Linked DNA regions of Homo sapiens: region 2 is linked to region 1. Evidence: read pairs that join two places in POLR2A ChIA-PET (ENCODE). Cell type or tissue: GM12878. All regions are shown on one strand.

Region 1 (8,000 bases):
CGGTACTAAGGCCTGTAGTAATCATCTTCCTTGGCAGGCAGAGCAGGAGGGTTAGAATCAGGTCAAATTGTCCCCAGTAAAAGGCGTCAGTCATCTGGAATGTTTTTATTATCCCAGACAGAAATAGGTCACCTCAGCACACTCAAAGTTGGCCAATTAGACCGAAGTTCTTGTGCAGTAAGAAATAAAGGAAGTAGATGCTTAGCAGAAGACCTCTCCCCTCCCAAAGGAGGCAAAACAAAATTCCTGGAGAAGATAAACACATCAAAGCCTCAGATGCTAAAAGTTACCTCCCTCAAGGGCAATTTGCAGGCTCCTGTTAAGGTGCTTGGTGGTGTACTATACAGAACTTACGCAAACTCGGCTGTATTCCATCTGCGTTAATGCCCAGCAAAATACACTTAGAAATAACATAGGTCAGGATAGCAGACAGATTTTGTCTACATTGAGAAGGATTCATGGACTCAGTTTAGTGAGAGAGAAATGGGATCAGCTGATAAAATCTGCTTTGGTAAGGGCAGTTTTGCCTTGGCAGGCATCTCCAGCCATAGGCTTTGGGGTCAAAGGCACCGGACTCAAATCTTCAACACCCTCCACGCCAGCTGCCTAGATATGGCAATCACCTATTAGATACTCAGTTCCTCCATTTACATAGAAGAGAATAATACTCACAGGATTATTTTGAGGATCAATGACTTGTTAGGAAAGTGGTTGATGTGTGAAAAAATTATGTACGAATTATAATTTTTTTTGAGACAGGGTCTTTGTCACCCAGGCTCAAGTACAGTGGCCTGAGCTCATTGCGGCCTTGACTCAAGCTCAAGCAATCCTCCAATTTCAGCCTCCTGAGTAGCTGGGATTACATAAAAGTACACACTACCACACCTGGCTTTTTACATTTTTTGTAGAGATGGGGTCTCCCCATGTTGCCCAGGCTGGTTTGGAACTCCTGGGCTCAGTAATCCGCTCACCTCAGCCTCCCAAAGTGTTGGGATTACAGGCATGAGCCACAGCACTTGGCTGGTAATTTTTTATTATCTATAATTACTGCAAGTTCATCCATGAGTATCAGTTACATCTACTTCACAATCCAGTCCAAATAATTCACACTCTACACTAGTTAACCACATTCTATCCTTCATTTGTCATACTGTTATTTTGTGATATTAAATATTGATTGAAATAAATTTGTTATTGAGAGGACTTGGATATAACCATTACTCTCATCAAGAGTTTTCTATGAGGGTATTTTGGTAGGATTTGACTTGTCAAAAACTAAAGCATGTCATTTACAGAAACACTCAAATAGAAACATACATGTGATGGTTAATACTGAGTGTCACCTTGATTAGATTGAAGAATGCAAAGTATTGTCACTGGGGGTGTCTGTGAGGTTCTTGCCAAAGGAGATTAACATTTGAGTCAGTGGACTGGGAGAGGCAGACCCACTCTCAATCTGGGTGGGCACCATCTAATCAACTGCCAGCACAGCCAGAATAAAGCAAGCAGAAGAACATGGAAGGACTAGACTTGCCGAGTCTTCTGGTCTTTATTTTTCTCCCACGCTGGATGCTTCCTGCCCTTGAACATCAGACTCCAAGTTCTTCGGCTTTTGGACTCTTGGATTTACACCAGTGGTTTGCCAGGGGCTCTTGGGCCTTCGGGCACACTGTTGGCTTCCCTACTTTTGAGGTTTTGGGACTCGGACTGGCTTCCTTGCTCCTCAGCTTGCAGATGGCCTACTGTGGGACTTGACCTTGTGATGATGTGAGTCAATACTCCTTAATAAACTCCCTTTCATATGTACATCTATCTATCCTATTAGTCCTGTCCCTCTAGAGAACCCTGACTAAGACAATACATATAAATACATTTAACAGAATTTTACATTTGTGCAAACAATACTTTTTGCCAGTAGGATAAAACATTTATCTTCTTGTGCTTAAGCAAATAATAAACTTTGCCAAGTGACAGAAAGGCAAATTAGACTTTTTTGCATCTATTCCATAAGAGACACAAGAATAACTATAAGGGAATATGCCCAAGTCCCCCCTTCTGCCTTTTATTTCAAACAGAGCATTTTAAGATCTGGAATATCTGTGATAGGTTTAAAAACAGTCATAGTTTACTTGTACATAATGAGTATAATATGTATTCCAGGGAAAGCATAAATTAACTATAAACTCATTAACTCTCAACAAAGATACCATTTTCATGGTTTCCCTTAAGTGGTTTGTTGGGTTGGGCTTCTCTCTCTTTCTCTCCCTCTTTCTGTGTGTGTGTGTGTGTGTGTGTGTGTGTGTGTGTGTGTGTGTTTGAAAGTAAAATACTTCTGTTATATGAACAAGAAATCACTTTGTGCCAGTACTTTTGTTTTACTAATAGCTTAAAGAAGGTATTTGTAAGCCTCACAGACTGTATAAATTATGTCATTTATTTATTCAATAAATATTTGCGAGAGCACTGTAAAAGATAAAAAGATGAATGAGGTCCAGTTTCTGCCTATAAGAAGCTTCAAGAAGGAGAAATAACATCTGGGAAAAAGCCTCACAGGGTGTGTGAGATTGGGCTAAGTAGAGGCAAGGTGTAGGGACAATAAATTTGCTTTTAATTAGGAAAGTCCAATCAAAAGCAAACCTTTGAATTCAATATTACAGAAACTACAGAACATTCAAACCCACAAGAAAAAGTCTGAATGTGGAGACTGATGGTAAACAAACTCCTAAATGGCATACTATTAGGATTTCATACATCAATCATCTAGAATATTTACCCTGAGTTGAGCCAACACGAGCAACTACATCCTGCAAGATGAAGAATCATCATTCCCAAAGCTTACTATACTCCTTCCCCCTCAAGGCACATATGGCCACATAGAGGCAGCTCTGAGGCACAGAAGGAAAAAGAATTCCTTGCACCTAATTTAAGATATCAGCATGCTTGCTTTGGTATTTATTTTATTTTCTTCTTCTCTGTTTTTAAACTTTCTGCAATATCTCTTTTCCCACTTACTGTATGTCCCCCTCCCAGCTTCCAGGTTTAACGTATTATTCATGTTCTTTCAAAGACAATGTCCCCCTGCTGTAATGTAAATGTATGTACTATTTATGTACCAATTGGAACTGTGTGTCCTACCTTGGAGTTGAAGATTAATAATTGTTCTCAGTGAGTCAATGATCAAACCACTGCAGACCCAGATATAAAACTCTACCTGCAATTATACCTATGTTATTATGATAATTTATAGACCTACAATATAAGTACTAGGCCAGACCCAGAGTCTATTAATCCTACAAATTATACAAAAGGCTACACTGGGTCTTGGATCTACATGCAGGAGAGATATATGACTGTGAATGTAAAAGACAGAAGAGACGTTTGCAGGGACAGAAGCAATTCAGCCAGGTTTGAGTATTACAATGCAATTACCTAAGCAGATGGTCTTTTTCCCAGCAGAAATGGAGAGTAGTCATTGAATACTTTATATCTTGCAATTCTTGGCTTAACCTCATTTTAAGGTGACATAAAGTAAGCCTACCTTATCAGATCAAACAAAAAAGGGCTTTTAAACCTGCAATTAATAGCACATCTGAAAGCCAGGAAGAATGTATTTCAAAAGTCACATCTGCATAAGCATCTACTTTCATGTGGTCTCTATCAAATGTTTCTGGGACCTTACCATGTGGCTGAAGGAGGTGCTAGCCCGGGGTGGGTCATGGAAGTAACTCAAACTACATCATTCTTTCTTTCAGTCACATATAACCTGAACAACAGAGAGTATGAAAAAAAATCATCAACGACAACAACACTAAATGTTTTTCCAAAGCTCTTCAAGACACAGCTTTGTAAAGTTCTGCTAAATCGTGCCCATTCAAACCTTTAACCAAAAACAGTCATTGGCACATTTCCCCACAATGGATTTTCCCTCTTACCTACTAGAAACTTGCTGCTGAGCTCATCTAAAATAGTGGGAGCACTTCTCTGACTTTTTCCCAGCCTCTTTAAAAACATCATATTTTCATTTGCTCTCATGTGAACCAAGTTTTCACTTGACTTTCGGTATGGACAGATGTTACTGTCAGCAGTTTCCCAGAACACCCTGTCCACCATCTCTCTCTCAGGGAATTAAAAAGCCATGGTGCTATTGGGTTGCACTACGGAGTGCAAGGAGTGCAACCTAGCATTTTAAATTTTGCTTGGTTGGAGTTAATAGAAAATATAAGCTATTCTTTCTTACTTTCTTGCTTGCTTTTTTTTTTTTTTTTTTTGAGATGGAGTCTCTCTTGGCACGATCTCGACTCACAGCAACCTCCGCCTCCCGGGTTCAAGCGATTCTCCTGCCTCAGCCTCCCGAGTAGCTGGGACTACAGGCATGTACCACTGAGTAGCTAGGACTACAGGCGTGTGCCACCAGGCCCGGCTAATGTGTTTGTATTTTTAGTAGAGATGGGGTTTCACCATGTTAGCCAGGATAGTCTCGATCTCTTGACCGCATGATCCGCCCACCTCGGCCTCCCAAAGTGCTGGGATTACAGGCGTGAGCCACTGCGCCTGGCCTAAGCTATACATTTTCTAAAGAAAAGAATGAGAAAAAAAACCTCACACCTGATTTCATTATGGAAAGAATAGTTTTCATGTCTGAATTGTGGTGAAAATCCAAACTGAACCATAATGAAAAACAAGGAGTGGACAGCAACAAATCTAAGTAATGTTCCTTTCCTTTTTTGTGGTAAATCAGTCACTTAGTAATCTGCAAGTGCACATACATTTATTACTGATAATCATTCTGTTGTCACTGCATATTTGTGTAAGAAGGACAAATTTTTGGTAACTCTAGTTAATTTTAATGTGCGTCACTCTGACTCTATTAGGCACATAGTAGGTACTCAAATGCTGGTTAAAAACAAAAACTAAAAACCCTCATGTTATTAGGAAGGCAAAGAAACAGCTTACTAGTATTCAAGGTTATAGAGAACCTGATTATTTTACCATATCATCAAGGTATAGGCTTTTTAGAGTAAATATCAATCTTTCAAATATGGTTGAAGAGGTTTTACTCCATACAGTGCAAATCAGTATATAGCACATTATGCAGAAGGAATCAGTTTAGTCCTGTTAAGCCACATTCCATGGTATACATAGGTGCTCCAAGTCCCTACACCTGAAGGCTCAAATAACAGCAGTGTCAATTCAGATTTTTATTCTTCAAAGGTAACACATTTAAGTAACAAGCAATTTGCTCTCTTGCAGAGCTCTGAATGATGGCAAAAAATGAATGTCCTCTCAGCACCTTATGATCAGGAAGACTTTGGCTTTGAACACTGTCTGCACAGCAATTATGAGAGCTTGAATCAAACTATCAGGTCTTAAATATGACTTGTCCCTGAGGCATAATAATCACCCAGCAAAGAAAATTATTTTACCTGCTCCTTACTGAGTCATGAAGGTCAAGGGATGGAAAATCCCATTCCCCACACTGAACTAACCAAAATATTTTAACAATAGCTTTCTCTGATGTGAATTATAATTAAATGGGGACAAATAAAGCAAAGTACTTTAATTAAAGCAATTCTGTAGAGACACTGAAGGGATGTCTTATAATAAATTCCCATTCCCAGCTGCTGCCCAAACTTTCCAGAATTAAGAGAAAACCTGAATACAAATAGAAGGAGAGAGTTATAATATAAGAGCTTTCTTACACTGTCTTAGTCTGTGCTGCTATAATAGAATGCTCAGTAATTTATAAAGAAATTTATTTCTCACAGTTCTGGAGGCTGGGAAGTCCAAGAGCATGGCACAGGCATCTGGAGAGGATTGTCCCATGGTGGAAGGGGGAAGGTGGAAGCAAGCACATGAAACAAGAGAAAATGGCAGCCAAATGTATCATTTATATCAGGACCCCACTCCCAAGATAGCAAACTCATTCCCATGATAACAGCATCGATTCAATCACCTCCCAAGGGCCCCACGTCTCAACACTACTGCAAAGGCAACCAAGCTCCTAACACAAGAACTCTTGGGGACATATTGAAACCACAACATACACTCTGGCTATCTTGGCTATTTAAAATATGTGAGGTGAATTTTCCATTTTTCAAATTGATAATAAACCTCAATTAAATAGATATGGAGCATCACTGAGACAGAATTTCCCATGATAGCCAATTGAGTCTATGATAACCCAAGACTGAGATTTTCTCAAGGGTAGTACAAAATGCTATGTATCATAAAGGTTAAGATCGAAGTTGCCTTCATCTGTCTTGTATAAAGTTTGGAGTGAGCCATTCATTTCCCATTCTATTCAATTACACAAACATTGATTAAGCATCTCTTATATTCAATTCCAACAACAGCTGCTATCTGGAGAGGTGCCTTTGTCTAGTCCAACTCAAGATTTCTGGTGGCTAAGATTTTATTTGCTTGGGAATACAACTGTTACTGAAGCACTACACCCAAAATGCCAGCTCAGATGTAAGAAGAGATGTGATACACTGATGTTTCAATGGATCACAGTAGTCCTTGGCAGTTTTAGCTACCATACAAATAATGGAAGAGAAATAAACTTGGCTTGTGATTCTCCCAGCAGTAAAGGCTCAAACTTCCTTCTTAAACTCCCATTAGTTTTGCACCTCTAATCCTGAAAATACAACTATCACTAGAGATGCTCTGCAGGACAGCCAACACAGAAAGCACCTGACCCATTAGAATAAGGAGTTGTTCTTCTGACAGTGCTGTTGGATTTGTTGTGATCCTTAAACAATGGTGGTTTTCAAACTTCAATGTGCATTAGAATCATCTGGTAGGCTCATTATAACACTGATTGCTGGACCCACCTCCAGGATTTTTGATTCAGTAGGTCTGGGGTGGGACCCAATAATCTGCATTTGTAACAAGTTCCCAGGTGATGCCCATCCCACTGGTTTTGGGACCACACTTTGAGAATCACTGTTACATGAGCTGACTCAATTCACAAATAACCTAAAAGTATAACCCCCTTCAAATATGAAGTTAACAGTACAGGGGGTGGGGGGTGGGGAAGGGAACATACAAATCACAAAAAAATGGTGTTGGCAGGAATCAATGCAAATATTTGGCTGAGTATTCTCTGCTTCTTTTGAGATTGGAGTCATACATTGCATATAGTAGGGACACACAGAAGGCTCCCCTTTCCTGTCCCTGCCATGCGGCTATGTTACTGCTAATTAGCAGCACTGCTGCCCACACCTGTTGGGAATATCTGTTAGTTTAATAAACACTGGACCTACCATGTGCCAGGCACTATTATAAACTGAGCGGTGCTTGCCAGCTCAGGGAGACCGGCTAGAAATTGTTGAGACATGAAATCTAGCCTGATAGCCCTCTTCAAGCAAGCCAGCTGAATTTTAGGAATCCCAGCATGCCCCATCCCACCTGGGGCAGGCACTCATATGCAGATTAGGCATGCATTTCAGCCACAAAAAGGGGCAAAGGAGATTAACTTGCACAATACAGAAAAAGACCTTTGCTCACAATTTTTGGAATAATCTGTTCCAATGCGGGGGCTCACTGGTCTATTTTCACCTTTCAAAGCAGCTTCTTACTTTTCCAGAGAAAATCTTGGGCCAGATTTCTGTTTCATGATTTTCTGGTTATTTTTATGATTGAGATATTCTTAGTTTTCGCCAGGTCAGAAATATGTGCTGGATCCCACATGACAAAACGTCGTGCATAAATGTCTAGAAACCGTCAGTAAGGATATTTACAAACCCAAGGCGGGGACTTTCCCCAAGATCAGATAACATCAGTTCTTTCTGGATCTATGAGGGCACTGCCACAAGTGCAGGACTATTCTAAGTCTGAAAGTTTGAACTATTTATAGAAATTAGGAAGACCTTTCCCCTTTAAAAAGTTATGTGGTATTACCTGAGATGTTCACTACTAACACTCTGTTTTGTCATAGTCCACGACCCTGCAATTTAGGTAGCCTATCCCTAGGTGTCAGTAATGCGTCAGTACCTCCC
Region 2 (8,000 bases), 310 kb before region 1:
CTAGATTAGGCATGAAGTTCAGAGTCGAAGCTAGAACAACAGGAGTAGAACCAGGGCATGAGTAGTAGGGGGCAGGTAGCACCTCCTTGGGGAAAAAGTGCTGAATAGGTTGGAATAAACCAATAGGCCATGCGACCCCATTTTCCTACATGATTACATACTTCTTTGCTGACTTTCAAGAACAAAAGAGGAAGTTCATTTTATCATTGTGAATTAGGTTCACACATTTGCCTCTCCTCCTTTCCCAAATACCAATGAAACGATCAAATAAAGAATGACTTGTTCATCCATCCTCCCTCCAGCCCACACGGTGCCCGCTGTATGCCAGATAGGCCTAGGCGCTGAAATCATTCTATTTAGAAAGGGAACCAGGAGGAGGATGTGATATAGAACAGCTGGAGGGATGAGGTGGCCACTCTAGATTGGTGGTCACAGAAAGCCCTTCTGAGGAAGGGACACCAGTGCTGAGTGAGACTTGAATGAGAAGTGAAGCCAGCCATGTGAGGATCTGGGGGACAAGTGGCCAACGAGGAGGGAACAGGCAAAAGCCCAGAGCTCAGTTAAGTAAAAAAAAAACAACAAACAAACAACAAAAAAACCCCAAAAAAACTAAACACAGTATGTAGAGGCAAAGAAATTTCCTATCAGCAGATGAGAGCTTTGAGAAATTTCAGGAAGGCACGAAGCACATAGACTGAACTTGTGACATATCTGATCGACAGCAGCCTACGATTCCAGTGGAGGCATCAGAGAAGAAAATAGCTGAGTGTCCCCAACAGAAGCCTTGGGAAACCCCGAGCTCTGAGCAGCAGGATTGGAAGTGGAGGCAGTGGGTGGCATCAGACAAGGGGCATATGGAAGCAACTCAGGAACATGGATCAGGTTCCACATGGCCAAAAGGGTTTGCTAAGTTAAGGGGGATGTTTCCCGGCCAGCTTCTCATATGGACAGTAAGGCCAGAGGATTGTGTTCCTGCCAGCACAGCACACACACAGAGAAAAAACATCTTGGGAACCAGGGAGATTTTAAAGACACATTAGCTTTCTCCCCACCTCTCATTGGCTTTCGCAGATCCAAGTGGGTTCCCCTAAGACCCATTAGTGGAGGGAGAAGAGTCGACTTGTTGGGGAGTACCTTGGCGAGGAAATAGAAAGACATCAGAAACTCCATCAGGGCTTGACCCACAGAGTAGAACACTTGGCTGCAGGGATGTCACACTAGGAAGGGTGGGGGTCTACCTCCCCAAGACTCCCATTGCCACCTGTCTCACTGTAAGAGAGGGCCCAATCTTTTAATCTGTTCTTGGACCACATACCCGGGACCCAGAGGGGAACCTTGGCAATTGATCTATGCCCATCCATTCATACATTCAGGTGCAGCCCTGCTCCTGTGTGAACTGCTCAGGGGAAAGCCTGCCGGGGAACTCCGTGAACCAAACCAGGACTTCTTAAACTGTCGTGTGCCTCAGAACGCCTGGGGTGCTTGCTCAAGATGCAGACGCCCAGAGCCACCCCAGTATGCGTGTATTTTTAAAGAGGAGCCCAGGTGATTCTGATGCACAGCATGGCTTAGAACCATTGGCCCATACCATCACTGAGAGCACCCTCACCAGCTACTGATAGAGTCCTAGGCCATGGCTGCACATTAGACTTTTTAAATCTCCCTGATTTAAAAAGGGAGATTTAAAAAAAAATGTGGGGAGATTAAAAAACAATGTTCAATTGTGAGAAATTCTGAATTAATTGGCTGTGTGTGAGGACCAGGCATTAGTATTTTTTAGAAACTTCCAGGTGGTTCTAATGTATGGCAGGATTGAAAGCTAAGACCTTCATTTATAAAAATGAGCAGTCTTCCAAATAGCTGGGCATACAAAAAGAATGATCTGCTCTGAGCAGTGACCAGAGGAATGAATGAAACAATGAGCAGAAATGATGATTCTCTAATGAATAACCCCGAATAAAACTAAGCGGCAGAAATAGAGAGGAGATATGAAAATATGGAAAAAATATAAACTATGAAAAAAATCTATATCACATCTCCAGGGGGAGTAACATGATAAACACCAATAGAACAGAGCAGGCTACTAAGAAAAGAACAGTCCAAGAAGTATTAAGAAGTCTTGGAAATGAAAAGCTTGATTATCAACCACTCTCCCAACACTCAGTGGGAAAAGAAAAACTCTCTAAAGTATAAAATCACAGAATGGACACCAGTGAAAATCAAAGCAGTGATTCTGAAGAGCAATTCAGGAAATTGTATCCTTTGAATATAGAATAAAAAGACTAAAAGATGGAAATTATAATAGAGAAAATATAAAAGATGTAGCAACTCCATCCCAGAGGCCCAGACTTCTTAAAAAAGGATTTCCTGAAAAGTGAGGATAGAATGGAAAAAAAGCAGCAATAATTTTTAAAAAAGAGAAAAAAAATCCTGAGTTAAAGAAAGAGTTAAGTTCTTGACTTAGAAGGAACTACCTAGGGCTCATCAGAAATATTAGAAAGAAGATACGTACTATATACTAGTTATTCTTTAAATGTTCATAGAAATACAAGTTCAAAAATGTTGGTTTAAAATATATCAAGTTAACATACCTCTGGGAAGAATGGGATTTAAGGGAGGCAAAGGTAACTTCACTATTTTATATACTTCACTCTTGTTTGTTTAAATCGATGATGTTTTTAATTAAAACATTTAAAAGTTAATACAACTAGAATAGAAACTAGGGTTTTTACAAAGTTAATATAACATTAATAAAGTAAAAGTCAGGGAAGAGAAAAAGAAACAAGAACAAAGAATGAGATTCAGAAATATATCAGGAAAAAGATAAAATATATGATTCAAGTAAATGTGACTGTTTTATATCCAAATATCCAAAGCAAAACATATTGCTAGAATCTGTCTAATAAACATGTGAAAAGATTCTCAAGTATATTAACAAGGAAACAAAACAGTAAAATGAGAATTATTTTAACCTTTTGGATTTGCAAAGACAAAATGATTGATGATGCTTGGGATGGTAAGAATGTGGGGAAATGGGCACTTTTAAGCTAAGGGAATGAAAAAGATGTGTTACAGTTTTGCTCAAGAGGAATCTGGACCTACGAACTAAAATTAAAATATGCATACCATTTCTACGAATTCTACTCCTGGAAAATATATACTGATGAAATAATTGAACTTGTGTAGAAAGATGTTCCCGGAATCATTGTTTATGGTGGCAAAAAAGGAGGACATAAGCTAAATATTTATGATCCAGGTACTGGTAAAATAAATCTTACTTCACCGGTGCCAGGGGATAGTATGTAGCTATTAAAAAGAGTAAGGTGGATCTATATGTGTTTACATGGAAAGACTGCCACGACCTATTGTTAATTTAAAAATTATTGGACTATATATATATATGTACATATTTGGGTATATATATTGAACCCAATTATACAAAAGGATAGAATGTTATATGTGCATAAAAATCCAAAGTAATAGACACTAAATCAGATGTTCCCAAATTTGCTGAGCTCATGGTACCCTTAGCGTCTCAGTAAGTTTTTCACAGTGCCCCTGGGCCAAAAGAAATACTTAACAGTGTCATTTATTATGGCTAGGACCAATCAACTTAATATGTATTTGTATCCTAACAACTTAGTAGCTGTTTGAAAGACACATAAATTGAAAATTTTGTTTTCATTCTTAAATAACTACAATATGCACCTATTGGGCACTACGCATTTTCTTAAATTTTGGAATTAGGTTGGAACTTACCGTCCCTATTTCTTATTCCATGTTAATTTTTGTGCAGTTCTTGCTTTTTATCATAGTGACTGCTCCGAAAAGCCAGATTTGCAAAGATGCGTATCATCATAAGGGATGTAACGTGCTCTAATGTTGAAACTGAACCATCTTAAGCTAGTAGTTTATGCAGTATCTGCCATGTGTCAACCATCGCTGTGTTTCCATAAAAAATTTGGACTATCCAGTGGTAACTCTGTGAGTTCCCCACAGTGCTCAGGGTGCTCTGATCCACTCTGGGAACCACAGCATTAGACTATAAACAAAGGTTCTTTCTGGAAGGTGAAATCGGGTTGGAGGAAGAGAGCATTTTCTTCTTTATGCACATCTGGATAATTTGAACTTTTTAGAATGAGCATCTGCGACTTTTATTATTTTTATAAGATTTTTTCCATTTCAGGAAAAGCAGCCAGAAAAGGGGCAAAAGTGAAAGACAATGTGAGTGACAGAGACATGAAAAGGGAAATAAAAATTCATCCAGCCAAGGTGCAGGGGGTGTGAAGGCACACCACACTAGCTTTGTCTGTGTGTTTCCTTCTGTAATTCTGAAAGTGGTCCAAGTCCCTCTGGGCTTTGGTTCCTCCCCTCTTAAGTAAACACAGTGGCTTCCCTCACAGGGAAGGAGAAACTGGCTGGAATCGTTGCTGGCAGTTACTCCAGAAGAACAGAGTGATGAAATCATGGTTCTGGAGCCCTCTGCCTGAGTTCTAGTCCTAACTCTGCTGTACTAGCAGTATGACCTTGGGCAAGTTCATTAACTCCTCTGTGCCTCAGTTTCCATAACTGCTGAGTGGTGAGAATAGTAATGTTTACCTGTCGAGGGGATTCAGTGAGAGACACTTACTGCAGGATGTGGCCAATGCAGAATACGTGCCAGCTATTATCATTATTGTTGCTGTCTAACAGGAAAAAAAATTGGAACAACAGATTCTTTTCTTCCAGCAATCAGAACTAGGGAATGGTGAGGGACTGTCTCAGTTATCATGGTATCCAAAGGGTCAGAGGGGAGCCACAAAGGATCCATGCACAAATCAAAGCTATAAGGAGGTAGAAACTGTAAGTAGAACTCAGCTGGGAGGCTACTTGAGGGGTTTCTGTTCTAGCGATAAAAAATGTCAAATTAAGATAGAATATAAGGTAATCTCATGATCTCATGGATTTTTGTCTACATTCATCCCACTCCCAAACCTTAAAACATTTTTTACCTCATCTCTATGTCCCACAAAGCAACGTCATCGCTGATCCAAGGGTTGGATGGCTCAGCTGGTGTTATCAAAGGGTCATATTCCACATATTGTTCCGTGTAGGCAATTAAACTGCAGGAGGGAGGCAGAGCAAAGAATGCCACTGATTTCCTTAGAAAACCCCTTTATTCTGTTTTACACAAACATTATAGCAGTCTTCACATAATTCTAAATTAAAGGAAAAAATTTATTTCCGCTCCCACTTCTGACACATCAAACTGTTTTCATTTGTCCTTATTTCCTTCTTATAACGAACATACCATTTTTGCACTGTTGCAGCCATGATATATACATGCATTTTATATATCTTTTCCTCACTTGATTCTTTACCTGAACCTTGGTGCATCTCTCCCTGGTTATGCTAGCCTTACTGATACTAATACACTGGTCAAAACTGTTTGTGTTCCACCCTCCCACAAAGACTGATTCTCGAGGCATCTGGAACACACAAAAGACACTACAGCTCCACCAGACTGCCAGCTCAGCATTCCCAACGGAAGGACTTTCTTATGATAAAGACTTTTAAATATCAGCAGACCACAAGGAGTAAACATTTGCATTTTTTTCCAAAAAAGCAACTTTTCTAGTTATAATTATGATCTAATAGATATGTTGATCTTATAGATTGATATAATTTATTTTAGACTAATTTTTATTCTTATCAAAATGTATGTGAATAGTTAGAATAATAAAATAGTACCAAATGATTATATATACTAAAAAAGCAAAAGCAATTATTTTTTCCTCCCATCCCTTCTCAGAGAGGCATCTACTTTCCACCTTATGTTTTTTCTAAAAGCTACCTATATATTTCTAAATTATACGCTTTTATATCTATTCCTGATTTTTTTATTTTAGACAAGAATTTATCTTTCTATTCACCAGTCCTCAACTCCCTCCTTTTCTTACGTGATCCTCCAAATAGATTTGTGTTACAATTTTTGTTAAATCAATGGTCAGTGTAACATTATTAAACTAGATAAAAATTGTTTGCTGTTCAGCTAAATATCATACTACTTTTTCCAAGCAAGTGTTTTAACAAACCTGTAAAACATCTAGCAATCATTTTTTTATACCTTAAACACATCAAATAATTGAGCAGTTCTGTCCTCTTGTTTCCCAGAGATCCTCTTTCCTGAAGTCTTTAGTCTTCTTGCTCGAAACTGGATCATTTGCTCTATAGACTTGATGGAAAATGATCTTTTTGGGACTTCCTTCACTTCTGTGTTGAAAAGCCCATGTTTCCTGGATTCCATGTCTATCTCTTGCTTTTACTCCCTGATTGTGTTGAAGCACATCCTTTAGTAGTTTCGTAATAAAGGATGCATGAGAATCCTTGCAAGTCTAAAAATGCTTTTATCTCCATACTTGACTGATAGTGCTAGACATAGAACACTAGGTGAAAAATCTCTTTCCTTTAGAAATTTGTAGGCATCACTCCATGTTTTTTTTTTTCTGGTATGCAGTGTTACTATTGAGAAGCCTGGATCCATTTTGATTCTCGTTCTTTGGTTCAGTTTCTTTTCTCTCTGTCAACTTAGAATCATCTCTTTATTGCTAGAGTGTTCTGCAATTTCATGATGGCCCTTGCTGGTTGTTGTTATTTACTATGCTGGGCACAGTGTGTGATAGATAAGAAAATAATTATCAGGAATTTTATAGTATTCATCACTAATTTTAAACCCTTTGTTTCCTTTGTTTGCTTGTCCTATATTTTTTTTTCCAGTTCAATATTGGACATCCTGAATTGTTTATTTTCCCTCCCATTTTTCATCTCCTTGTCTTTTTGTTAAACTCTCTTTTAACTATTTATTTATTTTTTAATTTTGAGCCATTACTTTCTAAGTTTCAGAGTTCACTTTTGGTTATCATAGTGTCTAGTTCTTGTTTTATGGATGAAATACCTTCTCATTTCTCAGATAATATGAGTTCTATACTTTTATTGTAAGTTTCTTCCAGTTGTTGAATTATTTTGGTTCTTCCAAGTTCCTTTTTTCTGTCGGTTTATTTTGATTATACTCTTTCACGCTGAGCCTTCCTGGAGTGTCTGGAAAATCTTTGGACATCCATTTGTACTTAAGACTGAGGTACTGAAACCTGCTTGGCGGCTCAGTGGGCGTGTGGATGGGGCTTGTCACTGATGGGCTTCATTGTCATAGGGAAGTTTACCAGTATTTTAATGGGAGCTCCAAATGAGGGATCTGGAGTCTTTCCTCTGGGGCGTCTATTTTTCCCTAGGGCAGGCATTGGCAAGCTTTTTCTGCAGGGCCTAGATAGTAAATATTTTAGGCTTTGTGGGCCAGATGGTGTCTGTTGCCACTACTCAGCTCTACTGCTGTGGCATAAAAGCAGCCATAGACAGCTTGCAAATGAATGCGTGTGACTGTGTTCTAATAAAACTTTATTTGCAAAAACAGAATGGAGTATGGTTTGGCCCACAGGTTGTACTTTGACAGTCTCTTGCCTGTGGGTATATATGTCTGGCTCCTGGAGGCCTGAGAGCAGGGTCGGGGAGGGGCTGAGGGTCTGTTGGGGCTCAGAACATGATACCCTAAAGTATAGTATGTTGGCATGCTGAGTACTTTGAACTAAAGGAGAATGGAAGGGCCTCAGAAGCCAAGGCTTTCACCTTCTCTCCTGCCCCCGTCTCCCATCCCTTTTTCTCCCCCGACGTAAGTCATAGAAACAAGAATTCTTTTTCGCCAAAGTGGGTCATAGAAACTAGAATGCCTCTCCTGCAAAGCAAGCCACAAAACCTAGAAAGGTCACTCGCTCCCTTCTCCCTTGAAAACCCTCATTCCAGAGAGGTCCTACCTGGGAGGTAGGAATGCTACTCAGAGACACTAAGAAGAATCTGAACAGACAGGCCTTGCTGGGTTTCCTCCCCTCAGTCTGTTACCAGTAGATCACACCCTTTTGTCCAATCACATTTCTACAAGGCTTCCCATTCTTCATGGAACCTAAGCACAA

What was found. Peaks named below come from ENCODE experiments on the same cell type or tissue, not always from the same donor. Only the 100,000 strongest peaks of a DNase experiment are listed, where the experiment ranks them.
Region 2: POLR2A ChIA-PET joins it to region 1 with 5 read pairs; 3 of 35 experiments call an interaction of 5 or more read pairs at or near these places.

Annotation. Positions count from the first base shown.
Region 1 is chr14:72,178,685-72,186,684 of GRCh38, reverse strand. The region is part of intron 2 of RGS6 (regulator of G protein signaling 6); the gene reads right to left. Among named protein-coding and RNA genes, the nearest start is that of RGS6, 250 kb to the right of the region's middle. In GM12878, no CTCF peak of the experiment used is centred here; a DNase peak (open chromatin) is centred at 3,918.
Region 2 is chr14:72,492,254-72,500,253 of GRCh38, reverse strand. RGS6 (regulator of G protein signaling 6) reads right to left here. Exons shown (of 18, transcript NM_001204424.2): 13 at 4,992-5,102. Among named protein-coding and RNA genes, the nearest start is that of MIR7843, 21 kb to the left of the region's middle. In GM12878, no CTCF peak of the experiment used is centred here; no DNase peak of the experiment used is centred here.